Regions from separate parts of the Homo sapiens genome. Here region 2 is linked to region 1. A link is a loop called in an ENCODE intact Hi-C map of the cell type or tissue named here. Cell type or tissue: B cell. All regions are shown on one strand. Each heading gives the region's core, and the rest is flanking DNA. Links, peaks and the distances in the headings are about the cores only. Region 1 overlaps ETFA (electron transfer flavoprotein subunit alpha). Region 2 overlaps PSTPIP1 (proline-serine-threonine phosphatase interacting protein 1).

What was found. A loop is a pair of places that touch in the nucleus more often than their neighbours do. Peaks named below come from ENCODE experiments on the same cell type or tissue, not always from the same donor. Only the 100,000 strongest peaks of a DNase experiment are listed, where the experiment ranks them.
Region 2: a loop joins it to region 1, with 11 times the contacts of the local background. A loop is called at or near these places in 1 of 110 quality-filtered maps.

Annotation. Positions count from the first base shown.
Region 1 is chr15:76,233,368-76,237,840 of GRCh38, reverse strand. The region is part of intron 9 of ETFA (electron transfer flavoprotein subunit alpha); the gene reads left to right. Among named protein-coding and RNA genes, the nearest start is that of ETFA, 76 kb to the left of the region's middle. RefSeq lists an enhancer at 2,838-3,527. In B cell, for the core only: CTCF peaks have their summits at 2,235 and 2,439 (motif pointing left); a DNase peak (open chromatin) is centred at 2,450.
Region 2 is chr15:77,032,671-77,036,968 of GRCh38, reverse strand. It overlaps PSTPIP1 (proline-serine-threonine phosphatase interacting protein 1), which reads right to left. Exons shown (of 15, transcript NM_003978.5): 12 at 4,017-4,107; 13 at 1,406-1,461; 14 at 1,034-1,167. Among named protein-coding and RNA genes, the nearest start is that of TSPAN3, 36 kb to the left of the region's middle. RefSeq lists enhancers at 1,204-1,839, 1,840-2,477, 3,115-3,752. In B cell, for the core only: CTCF peaks have their summits at 1,496 and 1,697 (motif pointing left); a DNase peak (open chromatin) is centred at 1,688; H3K27ac peaks cover 3,469 bases.

The DNA.
Region 1 (4,473 bases), core at 257-4,256:
AGTTAGTAACAACTTTCTTGACTATAGATATATAGATAGTAATAGTTACCATTTTAAAGTGAAATTTTTGACAGTTGGCTGTCTCCTTTTCTGTTTAGAACTATAACATTAAAAATGCCTTCTAGTTTAGAGATTTGATGATCATTTTAGAAATAATAGCATTATAGAAATATTTTGAGTACTTTATGTGCATCTTATTTTCATCATCACAACAATCCTATTAGCTGCAGGTATTTGTCTCCATTTTACACATAACAGCAGTTGAGCCTTTGAGAGATTGAATAATTTGCTCAAGAATGCAGATTGGTAAGTGGGAGAGTCAGGATCTGAACCCAGCTCTTATTTATTTAACTGTAATGATTGAATAATGTAGTAGTTTCTTTTACCTCCTCATTTTCAACTTTCTTGAGTTGAGATCTGAGCTTACTAATTTTCCATCATCCTTGTTTTCTAATATGTGTTTGAGGTTATAAATCCTTCTAAGTATCGGCCAGGCATGGTGGCTCATGCCTGTAATCCCAGCACTTTGGGAGGCCGAGGTGGGTGGATCACCTGAGGTCAGGAATTCGAGACCAGCCTGGCCAACATGGCAAAACCCCATCTCTACTAAGAGTACAAAAATTAGCCGGGCGAGGTGGCACGTTCCTGTAATCCCAGCTACTCAGGAGGCTGAGGCACGAAAATCGCTTGAACCCAGGAGGCAGAGGTTGCAGCGAGCCAAGATCGTGCCACTGCACTCCAGCCTGGGCAGCAGAGTGAGACTCTGTCTCAAAATCAATCAGTCTTTCTAAATACCACTCTAGCTGCATCCCACATGTTCTGATATACCCTTCCTTTTTTGGTGTTTTGTTCCATGTATTTTTAAATTTCCATTTTAATTTTTTTGACTCACATATTTCAGATACTTTTAAAATCTTTTTTAGAACTGTGAGTTTTTGAGGAAATATTTTTCAGGTCCATCTAGAGTTTTAAGAACTAAATATAAGTTACTGGAGAACAAAATTTGATAGAGAGTTGCTTTTTCAGAGTATAAACTGATCATGTTAAACCAGTAGTTTTCATCTGCTTTTGGTTTTCCTATAATGGGCCACACCACCTGAAATTTGATAGATTTTTGTCATCTATTTGTGACTCTCTATATTGGCTACTCTTGTTTAATGTTGCTGCCTCTAATGCTAATCTTCAGCTCTGCCACACTGCTGACTTTCCTTTTTGGTTCACGTTCCCATTGAGCATAATAGAACCTGTAAATGGTCTTGTTCTGAGCCAACAGAAGCAACACAGACACATAAGACAATGCCATTCTGTCTTTAGATCTGTTGTCAGACCATAGTCCACGGTTCCCTAGTGGAGTTTACAAGAAGGCTCTTTAGTTTGTTCTATGATTATTTTGGATTTGTGCTGCCCAGTATGATAACCTCTAAGCCACATGTGATTATTGGGTACTTGAAATATAGTTAGTCTGACCTGAGATTACATTATTAAAAATTAATTTTACCTGTTTATTTTTACTTTAATGTGGCCACTAGAAAATTTAACATTAAATATGTGGCTTACAAGATATATAAGTATAGATGTATCGAATAACTCTGTTTGGGGCTTAACAGTGATGAGCGAAAATGCAATGTAGCAGAGGACAGTTTTCCCCTTAGCTTCTACATGAAATTCTGGAAAAGCAGAGCTCAGATAATACATCTTAGAATTCCAGGTTTGGGCACGTGTTTTGGGTAAAGCAGGAGTGATGTTAGTATATACTTACTTTCTGAAGAAAGCAGCCAAAAACCTAATCATCCACCAGAGAACACTAGCCATGTTGAATCCACAGGTTGGTTAGATTTCTGTAAAAGTCTGAAGATTTCATTCCAATCATCCCTCTAATTCTCAGACATGCAGTTTTATCATTAAGCCAGGACCATTAAAACCTGCTTTAAAAGCTTGTTTTGTCTAAAGGACTTAAGGGAGCAGGAACAGATGGGGATAGATGGCAAAAGTGGGCCCCTGTTTGTCAGAAGGTAAAGATATTGTCCCCTAATCTGTTTTCTGCTCCTAACGGCTTTTCCACTTCTCAGTGGCAGGTAGGAAAGTGAGGGGCTGATGAGAGACTGTAGCTCTATCACACCTCTTTTCCATTTTCCTTTATTGGATTACAGATTTTTGTGACCTTGCCGTAACCTGTAATTGTTAGACTGTGAGCTTCTTGAGGACAGGGCACAGAGAATTAGTCATCTTTATATTACCTGTAAGGTACAGTAAGAATATCAACAACAGTAAAATCAGTTACCCAGTGCTGCTCAACTCTTTCCTATTATGGTACACTTAGACAGTTAGAATATTTGTACCACAGGGGATTCTGGCCACCCAGTACTTCAAGTCCACACAACTCTTTTGTACAAATTATAAAGTACTGGTGTCTCAAGTTACTTTACTGCCATCTGTTGGAAAGTTATTGTAATAAAAATGCAGGGCTATAGTGACTGTTAAGAGTGGTGCCCTCCTTCAGAGTTATTCAGTGTGCAGCCTGCTCAGCTGTACATGGTAGTCCTGAGGCTACCTCAGGAGCCCACCTGGCCACCTAGTGGGCTGAGAAAATCAATATTTGAATAAACCTCAACCCGTGAGTGACACATCAATGTGTCTTGGGAAATCTGATACTATGCTAAGGACGAGCCTCAACAGTAACCCTATAAAGCAGGAGTTCTTATAATTCCAGTGTTTTGGATGAGCAGTCTGAGGCATAGAGAGGTTACATGAATGGCCCATGGTCATGCAGCTATCAGATGGCAGAGGTGGGATTTGAATGGAGGCAATGAGGCTACAGAGCCTAGGTTCTTAACCACAGTGATACGGTAAACCTGTTAAACCGCATCAGATGCAACAGTTTCTCAGTCCTGCTGCCCTTTCTATCTCAGCCCACTGTAACTAGTTTAGACCTCAGCCCCTGAGTTCTTTGAATGAGTCTATAGGTTTTGGCAAAGGAAGAGGTATTTGTGCTTTTTTCTGCCAGTACTTGTTTGTGTTAAGGTTAAGTGCTATCCCTTCTCTATATTTCAGAATAAGCTCTGGTCCTCTTCCCATCCTGTGGCTTTACTTCTCCGCACAGCCCCTATTCTTGGCATCACAGAGTGATCAACTCAGACTGCTATCAGCCACCTGGGGTTGATCCATTCTCTTCTAAATTCTCACTCTTCTAGATTCTAAAGCCACGAGGCCTATCTCTAGGACTCTCCCTCCTTCTTTCTGTTTCTGTTGGTTCCTTTAATCCCCACCGTCCCCCACCACGCCTTGTATAACCCTTAATTGCTGTACTCCCTGGCAACATCTCTCACTTTCTCTCCAAATGGTCTTACTATCTGATTTAGAAGGAAAGTGCCTCAGGGAAGGGATTGTCTTGTTATGTTGTGAAGCAGCATCTGAAGTGCCCCATAAATTAGCATCTGTAGAGAGTTTTGTGTATACTAATTATTATTATTATTGAAATACAAAAATGCTTTCTGAACCATGAGGAATTAGACTAAGATATTAGTCTAATTGCCTGTACATGTTTTTTAAAAAGGAGGGAAAAAGCCTCTCTTCCTGAGAGAGCTATCAGAGCCTCAGAGCAGCCGCCAAAATCCCTATACTTGTTCTGGGTTATTGTTTCAGTGCTTTTATGTTTATTCAGAGGACCATGTTTGCAAGACAGTAAAATAAAGTCCTGTTGGTCATGTGGATCCATTTGGACCATTTATTGTGATCAGAAAGGTAGAAATGGCCCTGGAGCAACTGCCTTCAGTTTGTTTTGGCCCAGAATCTCTTATTTCCTTAGTGACACTTATGGTTAAAGTCAATGGAATTCATTTTTGGGGACACAGGGGGTTTTAAGTAATTTCATTTATATTATGTTTATGTTTACTGCCAGAGTGAATCAACATTTTTATTAGCATTTTATAATGCACATGGAGCTTTTAAGACTTGAATTTGCTGTAGACATGTATGACAGAAAGACTCGTTTACAGGACTACTGGTCTTTTCCAATGCTTGCTTTGAGAATATACCTAAAAGAGTGGTGTCTAGCTAAATAGCTTGCTTTAAAAATCTTTATGTTAGAATTTGTTTGCCGGGTTTTTCTGAATATGAATGTTAGTATATTTTGATTAACAGTTTAACAAATGTCCCTTTATGAATGAAATGCTAGTCAGAATAAACTGAGGTGACCTTAAAATTACCTATTGAAGGCTGGGCGCCGTGGCTCATGCCAGTAATCCCAGCACTTTGGGAGGCCGAGGTGGGTGGATCACAAGGTCAGGAGTTCGAGACCAGCCTGGCCAACATAGTGAAACCCCATCTCTACTAAAAATACAAAAATTAGCTGGGTGGGGTGGCATACACCTGTAGTCCCAGCTGCTCGGGAGGCCGAGGCGGGAGAATCGCTTGAACCTGGGAGGTGGAGGTTGCAGTGAGCCAAGACTGTGCCATTGCACTCCAGCCTGGGTG
Region 2 (4,298 bases), core at 1-4,000, 800 kb before region 1:
CCCACCCAGCAGTAAATGCGGCATGTCTCCCAGGGTGGGCAGGGGCAGCCCCTTGGGGACACAGGATGGGGGTAACCCAACGGACCGGGCCTCCCATCCCCCTCAGTTTGTCATCATAGTTCTCCCCCAACCTGGGTTTCTTCCCAGCCTCACCTCCCCTCTCCCATTCTGGAGACGCAGTGACTGGAGCATGTCAGGGGTCACGGGTGCTCATCATACCCCAAGCCCAGGGCACACTCATGCCTAAGCTTACCACAAGCCTCCCCTTTGCGGTCCCCAGCCCCAGCTAGCCACTGCCATCCAAGTACCCCATCACTCTCCTGGCCTGGCTTCCCTGCCTCCCCGAGCCCTGGCCTCATCAGTGGAGTCCACACCCAGCCTGCCTGGCTATGTGGGGGTGCTTGGCCTCAGTCCAGGTGGATGTGAGGTCTGGCTATGCATTCTTCCCCTCAAGCAGGGAGCAGAAAGGACTCTCATAGCTGCCCTGTGGCTGCCTTGGTTCATCCTCACCCTATGGACATCAGAAAATCAATCCTGGCACGATAGCAAGACTCATTCTGGCCACAGTTTTCCACACCCATGGCCACGAAGGACAGGGCCCTGACCCAAAGGCACAGAGCCTGGCCCTCAAGCTATGACCTGCAGGCAGCTCCAGGCTCTGCCAGCTCCCCGCACGTGTGCACCACTCAGCGCCCAGCCTGTGTGGACGGCATAGGTACATGTGCTCCACGTGTGTGCTGTGTACAGGCCCGGGCAGACACAGGCCTGCTGCACACCAGCTTCCAGTCAGTACATGCACACTGAGGCCCCGCAAGCCCTGGGTGCTGTTCTCAGAGCTCACATCCAAGCACACTCCCAGGTACCCTTGCTAGTGTGGACACACTCGGGCACACGTGCCCTCCTGAGGAGGAGAGGATGCTCGAAGATGAGTGAAACCATGAGGAGAGATGAGGACGCAAGGCACTGGATGGGAGAGGGAGCTCTCAGGTGCAGGGGAGGTGGCACAGGTGGGTTTGGGGTATAGAGGCCTCACCTGCGCTGTATAATCGTAGAGCGCCCGGTACTCCTGGGCTGGTGAGGCCGGGTTTCCCTGTATCTCCTGCACTGCGATGGCTGTGTAGACACCCTCATTCCGCTCGGGGGTGGGGGTCAGGGTCTCTGTGGACGCTAAGAGCAGGGTGAGACATAGACCCCTCCCCTTCTGGGGACACTGGCCCCTGGAAGTCCTACTAGAATGGGGTTTCTCCATGCTGGGCCCTGCCTCTTCCTTCTGCTGTCCACACTTGCTGTTGGGGGACACACACTTCCTCTTGAGGGCCTCAGTGGCCCCATCTGTGCCATGTGGGAGACCTCTCCTCCCCCCCAGGATCAGTGTGTTTGGGGGTCCCCTCCTGACCCCCTTTACCAGCAGAAGCTGCCAACGAAGTGGTCTTGGGACTTCCGTGCAGCAGTCCAGAGAACCTGGGAACAGGGAGGAAAGAGGGTGAGTGTCCCCGCCCCACACTCAGGGACCCACCAGGAGGGAGGGTTTAGACAGGGAGAGGTCTCAGAGCTGCACGCGCTCTGCCAGGGCTGGGACTGCCCCTAGCCTCCAGGCATGGATGTCATTTATGAGGTGCCCCTCAGGCAGGAGGGCTCCCCAGAAAGTAGTCCTGGTGGCTCCTCCTTCCCCAGCTACGCCCTCCACTGGCGCCCTCTGCAGGCCATCTCAGCACCTGCTCCCTGCAGGGCCCTTGGGAGGATCCTAGAACCCCCGAAGCTGTAGCTTCATTGGAAGACTCCCATGGCCCTTTGGGGGTTCTAGGACCTCCGCACTGAGGCCTCGTGGGAAGATGCCCAGTCCTCACCCTCCAGGCCCCTGCTCTAGCTTGCCCTAGCAGCTTCCCCCATGGGTAGGGGTGGGGGGTGCACTGCCACACAAAGCCTGGCTCACGTGCCCTGCTGAGGCCTCCACTGCCTGGGCCGAGCCAGCCCTCCTCCCTGTGGGCCCACGGTGATCAGGCCAGCTCAGCCACCCTGTTCACAGGAGTTCCGGGACAGCGCTGGGCTACTTTACCCCTGCCCCTGCACCAGGCTTAGGCCTGGACTGAGCTGGGGTCATGAAGGTTTACTGAATAAAGGAAAATAAAACAGAAGAGGCAGATGCGGCAGATGCTGGGGGCACCCCCTGAAGTGGGCAGTAGTGAGGGCTCAACAAGTAGAGGCTGACACTGCCTCCAAGGCAAGAGGGCTTCTTAGTGGGGTGGGGCTGAGTCTTCAAAGATGAGTGAAGCTTTACTAGGAGAGAAGGGGGAGCGAGGCACTGCAGGTGACCAGGAGAGGGAGGGCTCAGGTGCAGGGGAGGAGGCATGGCACAGGTGGGGTTTGTGGAGTGGAGTGGACCAATTTGGGTGTGTGGGGGACAGGACTGAAATAGAGACTGGACCAGACCCTGAGGGATCTTGAATGCAGGTGAGGGGCTGAGCCATGACTCAGGGGCCTGTGGGGGGCAGCCCTGCAATTCAAGGTGGCATGTGGGGGGCCTTTCCCACATGAGGCGCCGAGGGCCAAGGCCCCAGGAGTGCACACACATGCGCAGGGTGGACATGCGTGGACCCAGCACATGGGAGGGCCTGACACCAACACAGGCGGGCAGACACACGTGCCAGCTCCCCAGGCAGCAAAGGACAGGGTGCAAGCCAGCAGGGGCTGGGGACAGGTGGAGGAAGCGGCCAGGGCAGGGGGAAAGGGGTGCAGGGCTTGCTGAGCCATTGTGCTGCGTGCCCCCACACCTCTTTTCCCCAGACTGTCTACACTTCTGACTCCCAGTCACTGACCCCCGCCTCTTCCCAGTCCTGCCTGGCTTCTAGATGCCCCATCCAGAGGCCTGACCAGCCCCCTCCAGCAGCCAGGCCTCCCTCGGCCCTGCAGGACATCTCTCTCTCTCTCTCTAATCCTCTCTGGGGCCACTCCTTTCTGCCCCTTCCTGATACTGCTTCAGGTGAGCTCTTTTGTCCAGTTGCTTAAATGACCACCTTTGCTGGGATCCAGGTCCTCACCAGGCACAGGGAAGCCTGTCTCACAAGCTTTTGTAGCATGTGAGGCTGCGGGTGTGCTGCCTCCTGGGGTCACTGCTTGCACAAGATTCTCAAAGAGGGTGTGTGTGTGCCCTCTCTAAGCACGGGTGGTTCCCACGAGCCTCTGCCTCCCAGGAGTAGGAAGTTCCAGGGGCTCCTGAGGCCCTGGAATGAGCTGGTCCTTGGGAAGGGCCGGGAACTGCATCAGCCTCTCCCCACAGTCCACTACCTCCCAGAGGCAGGGCCTTCTTGGTTGAAGGGTGGCTGAAGAGTGGTGGCATGGCGGTGGGGGCACAGGCACCATGTGAAACCCACAGACCCTTGTGGATGCTCACAGGGCACATGGCCTCCCTCAAAGGCCTGGCTACGAGGGCTCCCTAAGCTGGCTATAGTGCTCCCAATGGGCTGTCACCTTCGTCACTCAAGGCCTGAACCAGGAGAGTCCTTAGATTCTGAATCTGACCCCAACACTCAGGGCCCTGGCCTTAGAGAGTGTGAATGACTTGCCCAGGTCACACATTGAGGCCCAGCACTAGGACCTTGGCACTTGACTGCAGCCAGGCCGGGGAAGGAGCCCTGGAAAAGCCTGGAGAATTCTCCAGATGCCCCAGTCCTGCTCCAGCCAGACAGCGTTGCCACTGCAGCCTGACAGGGCACCAGGCTCACATGAGGCCCCAGGGACAAGGAAGCCAGCATAGGGGCCTCCCCAGAGCTCGGAGCACCTCCCCTAGTGAATAATTGGGGTGTGATTATTCTAGTGTCTGGGTCCCTTGGGCTGAGGGTTCCATAGGCTGAACTGAGCCTATCTTGTCTCCACAGAGTGCCCAGCACCTAAACTGGGCACCAGATACAGACACATAGTAGGTGCTCAGTGAACGAGGAAGGGCCAGGTGCAGAGGAGGGGCTCGACCCACTTCCTGGCCCAGCCTTAGGCCCTCCCTCCGTCTGTCGGGGCCTCACCTCTTTATCATGCCGCAGGACGGCTGTATGCCAGGGCTGCTGGTCAGCGGGGTGACCTCCCGATCGTAATAGTTCTGGTAGGGCACCGGAGCTGCAGACAGCAAGCCGTGAGCCCCAGGGCGGCCCCCAACACCCCATTCTGGCCCTGCCAGACTCAGCTGGGGCCCTACATTCCCAATCTGGCCCTGGCCCATCCTGGTGCCTGAGGAGGTGCCTGTCTTGCTCCCATGAGAGACCCCACCGTAGGTACCATCAAGACCTAATATTCTGGACCCGTGATCC